Linked DNA regions of Homo sapiens: region 1 is linked to region 2. The links are chromatin loops, found by intact Hi-C in ENCODE. Cell type or tissue: GM12878. All regions are shown on one strand. Region 1 has its middle 12 kb from the start of THBD. Region 2 has its middle 48 kb from the start of LINC03125.

What was found. A loop is a pair of places that touch in the nucleus more often than their neighbours do. Peaks named below come from ENCODE experiments on the same cell type or tissue, not always from the same donor. Only the 100,000 strongest peaks of a DNase experiment are listed, where the experiment ranks them.
Region 1: a loop joins it to region 2, with 2.9 times the contacts of the local background. A loop is called at or near these places in 19 of 110 quality-filtered maps.

What each region holds. Positions count from the first base shown.
Region 1 is chr20:23,059,196-23,064,195 of GRCh38, reverse strand. No RefSeq gene overlaps it. Among named protein-coding and RNA genes, the nearest start is that of THBD, 12 kb to the right of the region's middle. RefSeq lists a silencer at 1,670-1,964. In GM12878, a CTCF peak has its summit at 1,895; no DNase peak of the experiment used is centred here.
Region 2 is chr20:23,193,586-23,198,585 of GRCh38, reverse strand. No RefSeq gene overlaps it. Among named protein-coding and RNA genes, the nearest start is that of LINC03125, 48 kb to the right of the region's middle. In GM12878, no CTCF peak of the experiment used is centred here; a DNase peak (open chromatin) is centred at 2,745.

The sequences.
Region 1 (5,000 bases), 130 kb after region 2:
TTGCCCGCTTTATATGAACTACCAATTTTTGAGATGGAAACACCTTCATAGCAGAATGAAATGACCTGGAAGATGAAAGGTGGTGTTCCTTCCTTGGGAGCTGGGGAGTCTAGAGTGTGGAGGAATGTCAAACACATTGACTTACCAGAAGCTGCATGATACCGGAAGCCAAGAATCCAATAGGCCTGGTCTCAGCCAAGCCAACTCTGAGATCTGTGGTTCTATTGGGGAGTAAGGTGGAAGCGTTTTTCTCTTTAACTGAAAGAACAGAACCACATTTTTCTCTCTCCTTGTAATATGAAGCTTGTGGTCATTTCAGTCCTTACTTTGCCTTCTACAACTTCCTAAATACTCACTGTATTTTGCTTTTCCTTTCTCTTCTCTTCCTTCTTAACGCCCTCTCTTTCACTCACCATAATTCCACAACAGTGACAAGAAACATCCACAATGGACAGAAACAAGACAAAGAGGGCTTTTCCCACCATTGTCTCTTGCATTTGAATACAATGCTTCTTAGTGGTTGGGTTTTTTTCTTCTCTATATATATCTTTTTTGAAGTAGAGGAAGTTTTCATAAGCAAGTCCTGCATCTTCTAAGTTTTTTTCTTTATTAATGTTTGTAGGGCAGGGTTTGGAAAACTATGGCCTGCAGGCCCACTCTGGCCCACTGCCTGTTTCTGTATGGTGCGTGAGCTAAAAATGGCTTTTTTGCATTTTTTTAATGGTCAGAAAAAAATCAAAAGAAGAAAAATATTTCATGGCATGTAAAATTATGAAAATTTCAAAGTCTGTAAACAAAGTTTTATTGGACCACAGCCACATCCATTCGTTTATATATGGTCTGCGGCTGGTCTCCTGTTACAGCAGCACAGACCAAGTGGCCTGCAAAACCTAAAGCACTTATTATCTCTGTTTCTTTGCAGAAAACAGTATGAGGTTGACATACTCATAGCCCAACAGTATGAGGTTGGGCTATGAATTCTTAATACTTTTAGCATCTTGGATTCCTTCAGTCTTCCTCCTTTCCATCCTATTGCATGACTTTCAGCTTCATGATAACAATGTCCTCTGCACCTCCTGTCTGTGCAAAAATTTTACAAATTACATTTATCTTGGCTTGAAGGTGGAGTTCCACTATCCCATCAGGATAAGGTTTGTGATACTTGTGCCCATGCAGGTAGAAACTGTAGATTCAGGATCCAAGGAAGAGTTGGTAGAGCCAGGACCCAAGGTGGAAAGCCCAGGAGGAAGAGATGAGGGTAGTGAGGATGTGAGCAGAGCCTGGGAGGCCACTTCATTCATGCCTCACATACAATGAGCCAGTTGTTTCTCAAACCTGTGCATCAGAATGCCCTGGAGAGCTTGCTAAAACCCACAGGGCTGGGCCCAATCCCCAGAGTTTCTGATTCAGGAAGTTTGAATTAGGGCCCAGGAATCTGCCTTTCTGACAAGTTGGTAAGTGATATATGTGTTCACAGAGAGAAGATAAAAGCTGATGCTGACAATCTTGGCCACTCCTTTTTCATACTCCTAAGAGGATCATTGAAACTGTGGTGGAAGGTAGGGGAAGGCAGGTAGAATCCTGTGCAGGCTGGTCTCATTGAGGCCGTTGGGTTGCCCAGCGGAGTGTGTGTGCAGCAAATTCCCCAATACCCTTTTCCCCAAGACCTTGTCAACAGGCAGATTCTGATGCAGGAGGTCGGGGTGGGGTCAGAGGTTGTGCATTTCTAACAAGCTACCAGGTGCAGTGATGCTGCTGGTCTGGGACCACACACTGAGGGGCAAGGCTGCAGGGGACTGCCTTGGTTTGCATACCCTTCTTCTTCCTCTGCCTGTATCACAGCAGGAACATCCTGTTTTTAATGCCAGCTGCCCTTCAGTCCACCAGAGGCAGCAGTGCTCCAACGTTCTGGGGCCATGTCCACATCTTTATCATTGCTTCTGAGCCCCGGGGACTGACTCATTTAAATGACATTTTCAACTCTGGAAAAATGTTGGGCCAGAAATGGAAACAGCAGCAAACACTTTCTGGGAAACAGGAAGCCAAATATTTGGTTCTTGACAACTATTTTCCCCCCAGATTCAGAGCCTACTTATTTCCCAAATAAATAAAACTTTTAGATAGCAAGATAAAATATGAAAATGATGTTCACGCTCAAGACCACAGGATGAGAGCACAAAGAGTGCACACTAGGAGAAAACAGAGGGCTATAAAGTGTCTCTGGCATATTTCAAGTTCTGAATTTACTTATTATCAGCTGTTTGTGTTTATTCTGCTTGCAGTAGAACCAGCTGGAGTTTTAAATTTGCACCGTGGGTGATGCTGCCAAAATTATCCCTTGCAGCTGTTGGCTCCACGCTTCTTCAGTGGCCAGCTGGTTGTCAGAAACATAAACGTAACTACCAGTCCCAAGGAGGAAGCAGTCTGCCCTATTGTCTATGGAGAACAGACAATGCGTCCCACTGCCCTTCTTTCCTGCAGGGCCCTTTAAGGGACCCAGAAAGCTCCCTCTTGCCGTATGTCCCAAAAGTCCTTTCCAAAGGAAAATAAACCCCAGAGAGCCATTTTTTGGCAGTGCCTTGCTGGGATCTGGCTTCGGAATTATTCCCAATCTGAAAAGTCTTCTCGATGATTTGGACGTGGACTGAATGTTTCCCCATCCTTCCTTCTACTTTTGAGCACCCATGGTGGGTGGACCAGCTATGGGTGGAGGTAAGCGAGGTCTGAGGCACCCCCAGTGGGAAGCCACTCCCTTCCTCTTCTCCCAGAGCTAGATGGAGCCTCAGTCACTGCCAGGCCTGTGGGTAGAAGAGGGATTTCTGAATGATGGGATCAAATATTGGCCGCCCCTACTTCAGAGTAAAGCCCTCTCCAGCACCCTGCTCTCTGTGACATCTTCATTCCTGGAAGGCTGTTCTGCCCAAGCTGAAGATGTTCTCAGACAGTTTACCCAGAGCTGTCAAGCCATCCTGCAGGCTTGTTCTCAGCCACCAGAAGTCTAGAGTAGCTAGTCTGCAGTTTTCAGTCCTGATGGAGCTAGATATTGATGAAAATAAGAAGTCTGCCTGCACCAGCTTCTGCAAATCACCAAAAGATCTCTGTGCAAATTTGTCCAATACTGACTTGGTCAGATAACCAGGGTTTCAATATTCATTGCTCTCATCACTAAGTTTTGGGGAGGTTTGCTACTGGCAGTAGATAACCGATTTTGTGGGGCTCCACCAGGCTTGCTGCTTTCACACAACAAAGGCAGAGTTCAGTGGTTATGACAGAGGCTGAAAGGCCTGCAGCTGAAATGTTTACTCTCTTGCCCTTGACAGACACGGCACGTCAACCTTGCTCTAGGGCATCCACAGAATTCCTCCAGATATCTGGGTCTTAGCAGGCACTTTTGTTTATCTGTCCTTCCACAACTCAAACCAAGAAGCCAAAGATTTAGCATCTCAGTAGTTCACTGGTAATAACATGGGGTGAGTTGGGATGGGTCTCTATGACACAGCCCGGCTGAACCCATGTGATAAAGTCTATCCTCTTGTGAAATGTGTTTTTGGGGAAGCAATCACTGAACTCAGGGGGTGCAAAGACCCCAGCCTTCTCAAGATGACAGGAGCGGCTCTTTCAGGCAGCAGATTTTTATTAAATTCTTGAAAATTAGTGAGCTACAAGGGAGTCAGAATAGCTTCTGTTTTGCAAGAGACTGCAAAAATGCGATGTGTATTACCAGCCACATTACTTTGAACTGACTAATTTTCAATTATCAAAAAATAATTTTACCTTTTTTTAATGAAGGAGTGGAGCCTTTAACTTATAAAATAAATGCATGTAGAAAATATAAGAAAGAGAAGAAAGTAAAAATCATGCTGCTTCAACTCAGAGATAATGATGTTACCAGCAGCAAATCCATATGGGTCTGCAGCAACCTCCATTCTTGCCTCCTCAGAAGAAAGAATTCAGCTGAGAGGCAGAAGGAGAGACTAGCAAGCTTTCGAGCGGGATTGAAAGTTTATTACAAAGCTTTAGAGCAGGGAAGAAGGAAGGAAAGTACACTTGGAAGAGGGCCAAGTGGCCAACTTGAAATACAAGTGCGTGGTTTGACTTTTTCACTTGGGGTTTTATGTGTTGGCATACTTCTGGGGTCTTGCATCCTTTCTCCCCTGATTCTTCCCTTGGGATGGGCTGTCCACATGCTCAGTGGCCTACCAGCACAGTTTGTTTACTGGAGTTGTACACATGCTCACTTCAAGCATTCTTCCCTTGCCAGTCAAATGTCCCTAGAAGGTCATATACCAATTAAACTCTGTCATTTTGCATCTTAATGCACAAGCTTGAGCCCACTTACCCAGCTCCTGAGATCTTATCTGGAAGCTGCTGATCCCCAGTTTGAGGTTTCTTCTATTGATAGGGAGACTGCTTTCCCTGGCACTGGCTGCAACAAATTATTTTAGAAAGACAGTTAACAACTGCCTGACCATCATCTGATGGTTGTCTGACATTCCTGGTGGTGGAGGAGCCCTCTCCTGCCATGCTCAGGCCTGACTAGCTACCTACTGTAACAATTATATATATATATCTCCTATACCATAAGTAGTATTTCTTTCTATATTAGGTGTGTTTACTTCCATAGCTTTCCATCCACTGGATCTATCAGTTATAATTTGATAATAGGTATATTAAATATACTTACTGTGCTAACAAAATGTTCAGATCTCTAATTTTCACAAAAAATTAAAGGCAAGCACTAAATATTTGCAGTTATATTAGTGATAGATATTTTCATTGTTCAATTTCTCACATTTCATGCATTTAAAGAATATATTATAATATACTTCTGTAAAATAGCATTAAAATATATAGTTCCAATTATCTTATTTTCCTGCCTAAATAGGTTTTGTTCTCTGCACATGCTCACTTTTAAGCCTCTTGTCCTGCATACATTTAAGGCCTGAACTTATCCCACAGGAGATGTGTGCCAACAGCCGAAGCACAGTTGACGTTTCTCA
Region 2 (5,000 bases):
ATTTATATTCCCACCTGAAAACAAAACAAAACAAAACAAAACCAAAAAGCTAGACCAAATACATAAAATGACAGTTTCAAGACAAGGAGCATCAGGCAATGGAGGACAGGGAGCCCTGAGAGACAGGGAAGAAATGAGGCAACTCATATGATTGCCCCAGTTACTGCTTTGAGAGTTTCCAGGCAAGAGTAAGGACAGTCTGTTTAACAAATGGCACTGGAAAGGTGGGTTTTTGTTTACCTTAGCATTATGTGACACTTTATTTCTCTGTAAAAGCAAAAAGAATACATACAAGGAAGGAGAAGCCAGCTGGAGCCTGGCAGACTCTGAGTTGAAGACACAGAGTGGAGAGTCCAGGGAGAACCCACTGACTAGAACTGATAGGATGAGTACCAAAGAGGAGACACGTGCATGGAGACAGTGGGCAAGAGAGCTCTGAAGATATGCCGAGGGTCCCCCTCAAATATTCAGCAAATTGTTAATGGGTTCTGTTGAAGGCTGGGGAAAGAAGCATCTGAAAGATTTAGATTGAGCAATGCCCCAAGCTTACTCAGAGCTGTGAATAGTGCCTGTTCTTACCAAGATGGAAAAATCCCATAAAGTTAATTGGTATATATTTTTTGGAGAAATGTCTGCTCAAGTCCTTTGCTAATGTTTTAATCCGGTTGTTTTCGTTTTCATTTTTTTCAGTTGTGAAATCTGTAGAAATTCTGGCTATTAATCTCTTATTGGATATATGGATTTGCAAATATTTTCTTCCATTTTGTGGATTGCTTTTACTCTGTTGACAGTGTCCTTTGGTGCACAACATTTTTAAATTTTGAAGTATTCCAATTTATCGATTTTTTCTTTTGTCGTTTGTGCTTTTACTGCTATATCCATAAATCATTGCCAAATCCAATGATGTGAAGGTTTCCTCTATGTTTTCTTCTAAGAGTTTTATAGTTTTAGTAATTACATTTAGGTCTTTAATCCATTTTGAGTTAATTTTTGTATATAGTTAAGGTAGGGGTTCAACTTCGTTCTTTTACATGTGAATATTGTGTTTTTCCAGTGCCATTTGTTAAAAAGACTGTCCTTACCCTTGTTGAATGGTTTTGGTACCCTCATTCAAAATTATTTGACCATATATGTGAGAATTTAAACCTGAACTCTGTATTCTATCCCATTATTCTGTATGTCTGTCTTTATGTAAGTACAATGTTTTGATTACTGTAGTTTGTTTTTTCAACTTTTATTTTAGATTCAGGGGTACATGTACAGATTTTTTACCTGGTTCTATTGTGTGATGCTGAGGTTTGGGGTATGGTAAATGATCCCATCACCCAGGTACTGAGAATAGCACTCATAAGTTACTTTCTTAACCCGTACCCACCTCTCCCCTTTCTCTAGTAGTCCCCAGTGTCTATTGTTGCTGTCTTTATATCCATGAGGTCCTGATATTTACATCCCACTTATAAATGAAAACATGCAGTATTTGGTTTTCAGTGTCTGTGTTAATTTACTTAGGATAATGGCCTCCAGCTGCATCCATATTGCTGCAAAGGACATGATTTCATTCTTTTTACTGGCTGTGTAGTATTCTATGATGTATATGTACCATATTTTCTTTATCCAATCCACTGTTGATTGGAACCTAGGTTGATTCTATATCTTTGCTCTTGTGCATAGTGCTCCAATGAACAAGTGTGTGTGTGTGTGTGTGTGTGTGTGCGTGTGTCTCTTATTGGTGGAACAATTAGCTTTCTTTTGGGTATATACCCAGTAATGGGATTGCTGGGTCCAATGGCAGTTCTATTTTAAGTTCTTTGAGAAATCTCTAGACTGCTTTCCACAGTGGCTGAACTAATTGACATCCCCACCAACAGTGTATAGGTGCTCCCTTTTCTCTGTAGCCTCACCAGCATCTGATATTTTTTTTGACTTTTTTTTTTTTAGAAAGAGTTTTGCTCTGTTGCCCAGGCTGGCATGCAGTGGCACAATCTCAGCTTACTGCAGCCTCTGCCTCCCAGGTTCAAATGATTCTCGTGCCTCAGCCTCTCTGGTGGCTGAGAGATTACAGATGCCTGCCACCAGCCCTGGCTAATTTTTGTATTTTTAGTAGAGACAGGGTTTCACCATGTTGGCCAGGCTGCTCTTTAACTCCTGGCCTCAGGTGATCCACCCATCTTGGCATCTCAAAGTGTTGGGATTATAGGCGTGAGCCACCTTGCCCAGTGTTTTTTGACTTTTTAACAAAAGTCATTCTGACTGGTGTGAGATAGTATCTCATTATGGTTTGATTTCCATTTCTCTGATTATTAGTGACAATGACCATCTTTTTCATATGTTTATTGGCTGCTTATATGTCTTTGTTTAAAATTTGCCTGTTCATGTTTTTTGCCCACCTCTTAATGGGGTCTTTTTTTGCTTGTTCAATTGCTTAAATTCTTTATAGATTCTAGATACTAGACCTTTGTCAGATGCATAGTTTGTGAATATATCCTCCCACTGTGGAGGCTGTCTGTTGACAGTTTCTTTTGCTATGCAGAAGTTCTTTAGTTTAATTAGGTCCCACTTGTCATTTTTTGTTTTTGTTGCAATTGCTTTTGAGGACTTAGTCACAAATTCTTTCCCAAGGCCGATGTCCAAAATGGTGTTTCCTAGGTTTTCTTCTAGGATTCTTCTAGTTTGAGGTCTTACATGTACATCTTCTCTCCATCTTGAGTTGGTGACTGTATATGGTGAAAGGTAGAGGTCCTGATTACTGCAGTTTTGTAGTAAGTTTTGAAATCAAGAAGTGAAAGACTTTCAGTTTTGTTCCTCTTTTTAAAGATTGCTCTGGTTATTTGAGGTCCTTTGAGATTCATATAATTTTAGAATAGATTTTTGTACTTGTGCACAAAAAGTCACTAGGATCTTTACAGGGATTTTATTGAATTGGTAGATCATTTTGGGTAGTACTGACTTCTTAGCAATATTAAGTTTTCCAATTCATGAACACAGAACTTTTCTTTCATTTACTTATACTTTAAATATCTTTCAGCAATTTTTTTTTAGCTTTCAGTGTACAAATCTTTTACCTCCTTATGTTTGCTTCTAAGTATTTTATTCTTAGAATAAAATATTTATTCTGATGCTATTGTCAATGGGATTGTTTTCTTAATTTCCTTTTCAGATTATTCATTGTTAATGTATAGAAATGGAACTAATTTTTGCATGTTAATTTTGAATCCTGCAACTTTCTGAATTTTCTATCCTGCTGAATTCATTTTTTTATTTTTAACTTAAAAACATTTATAGCTGTTAACACATTAAAACAGAAGATCTGACATCAACAACCTAACTTTATTTGAAGGAACTGGAAACACTTCAAGGTACTAAAGTGTGAGTGTGTGTGTGTGTGTGTTTGTGTGTATGTATGTGATCTAAAGGATTTTCTACATAAAAGATCATGTCATCTGTGAGCAGAGATAATTTTACTTCTATTTTGCCATTTGGATGTCTTTTTATTTATTTTTCTTGATTCATTGCTCTGGCTCAGTCTTCCCATACAATGTTGAGAAAAAGTGGTGAAAATGGGCATCCTTTTCTTCTACCTGATCTTACAGGAAAATATTTCAGTCTTTCACCATTGAATATGATGTTAACTGTGGGTTTTTTATATATAACCTTTATTATGTTGAGCTAGTTTTCTATAACATGACTATAACAACAATCCCCACAATACCAATATAATAAGTATTATATTGCATATCATTTTTCCAATGTGCTTGCATAGGTCTCACAGGTATGGGAATCGAATATTTTTTAGGAGCTGCCTCTGCCTCTTTAAAAGACATTTCCCTGGTATTTTGAAAGTTCCTGGGTTCTGTCTATCCTCTAAATTGTGTGGGTCTAGAATACAATCTTGTCTTCAATGATGTTATTTGGAGCCTTAAATGAGATGAATTATGTAAAGTGCTTAAAAGAAAGCTGGATACAGCCTAAGCCTTTTATCCACTTAGATTTGAGTGTGTCTTTATTATTATTATCTCATTGATGGCAGTCTCCACAAACTCCACAGCCATGGCCCAGTGCTGGTGGGGCTCTCCCAGCTTCATGGAAGGCACCTCTCTCAGGTTCCAGCCTCCTCTTAGTGAAGATCCCAGTCATGCTTGATTGCATGGTCTGGAGGTCATGGACCTGGGCTTGCCTCCAAAGCCAGGCCCCAGGAAAAAGAGCCACAGGAATTGACCAGAAAACAGGAAAAACAAACCAAATCAAAGCATAAGACAACAGTACCTTCGGTCTGGCCTGAATGTTTACCCCCAATAGTCTTCTGGGTAAGAATGACTTTTGGAGAAAGCCACTTCTCCATTTTCTCCTAAGAGGACGTTAACATCTTCATTTTGGGAATGGGGGTGGAGACAGTTTCAAAGTCTTGGGTAATGAACTTGTAAATACACGTCTACATCTGATGACATCACCTGATGTGGCCCAGGAGATAAGTAGCTTAAGGGTTATGCAGGAAGGGGTTTGAAGGGATTCTACTGGCTCCTGCCAGAAGCTAGTGAATGACAAGTGTTCCTGGTGTAACGTTCACATTCTTCAGTGTTTATCACCCAGAAGCAGGGGTCCAGCAGCTGGTGCCAGTTGGCAATGAGATGTGCTGATTGTGTGGGCTACTCTGCCAACAGCCCAGGGAGGGACAAGATTTTAGTTTATCCCATAAGCGTTGCTTAATGTCTGAACATAAATGACACCAAATTAACACCACTGAGTACACCCAGCCCAGATCTTTGATGAGTGGAGGTTGGGAGTGGTAAGAGTTGCGTGAACAAATTGAAACTGAGTTTAGGAGCTAATTATCGCTGCATGAAGTCAGAGGTGTGTGAGCTGCCTACATATGCACGACGACTTCTCTGGACCGTCTTGGGATCTAGAGCCCTTCACACTCAGTCTACTGAGTGAGCTCAACAATCATAGAAATGCTTTTACAGTTCAGCCTGACCCCAGGCAGGGCTATGCCAAAGCCTATT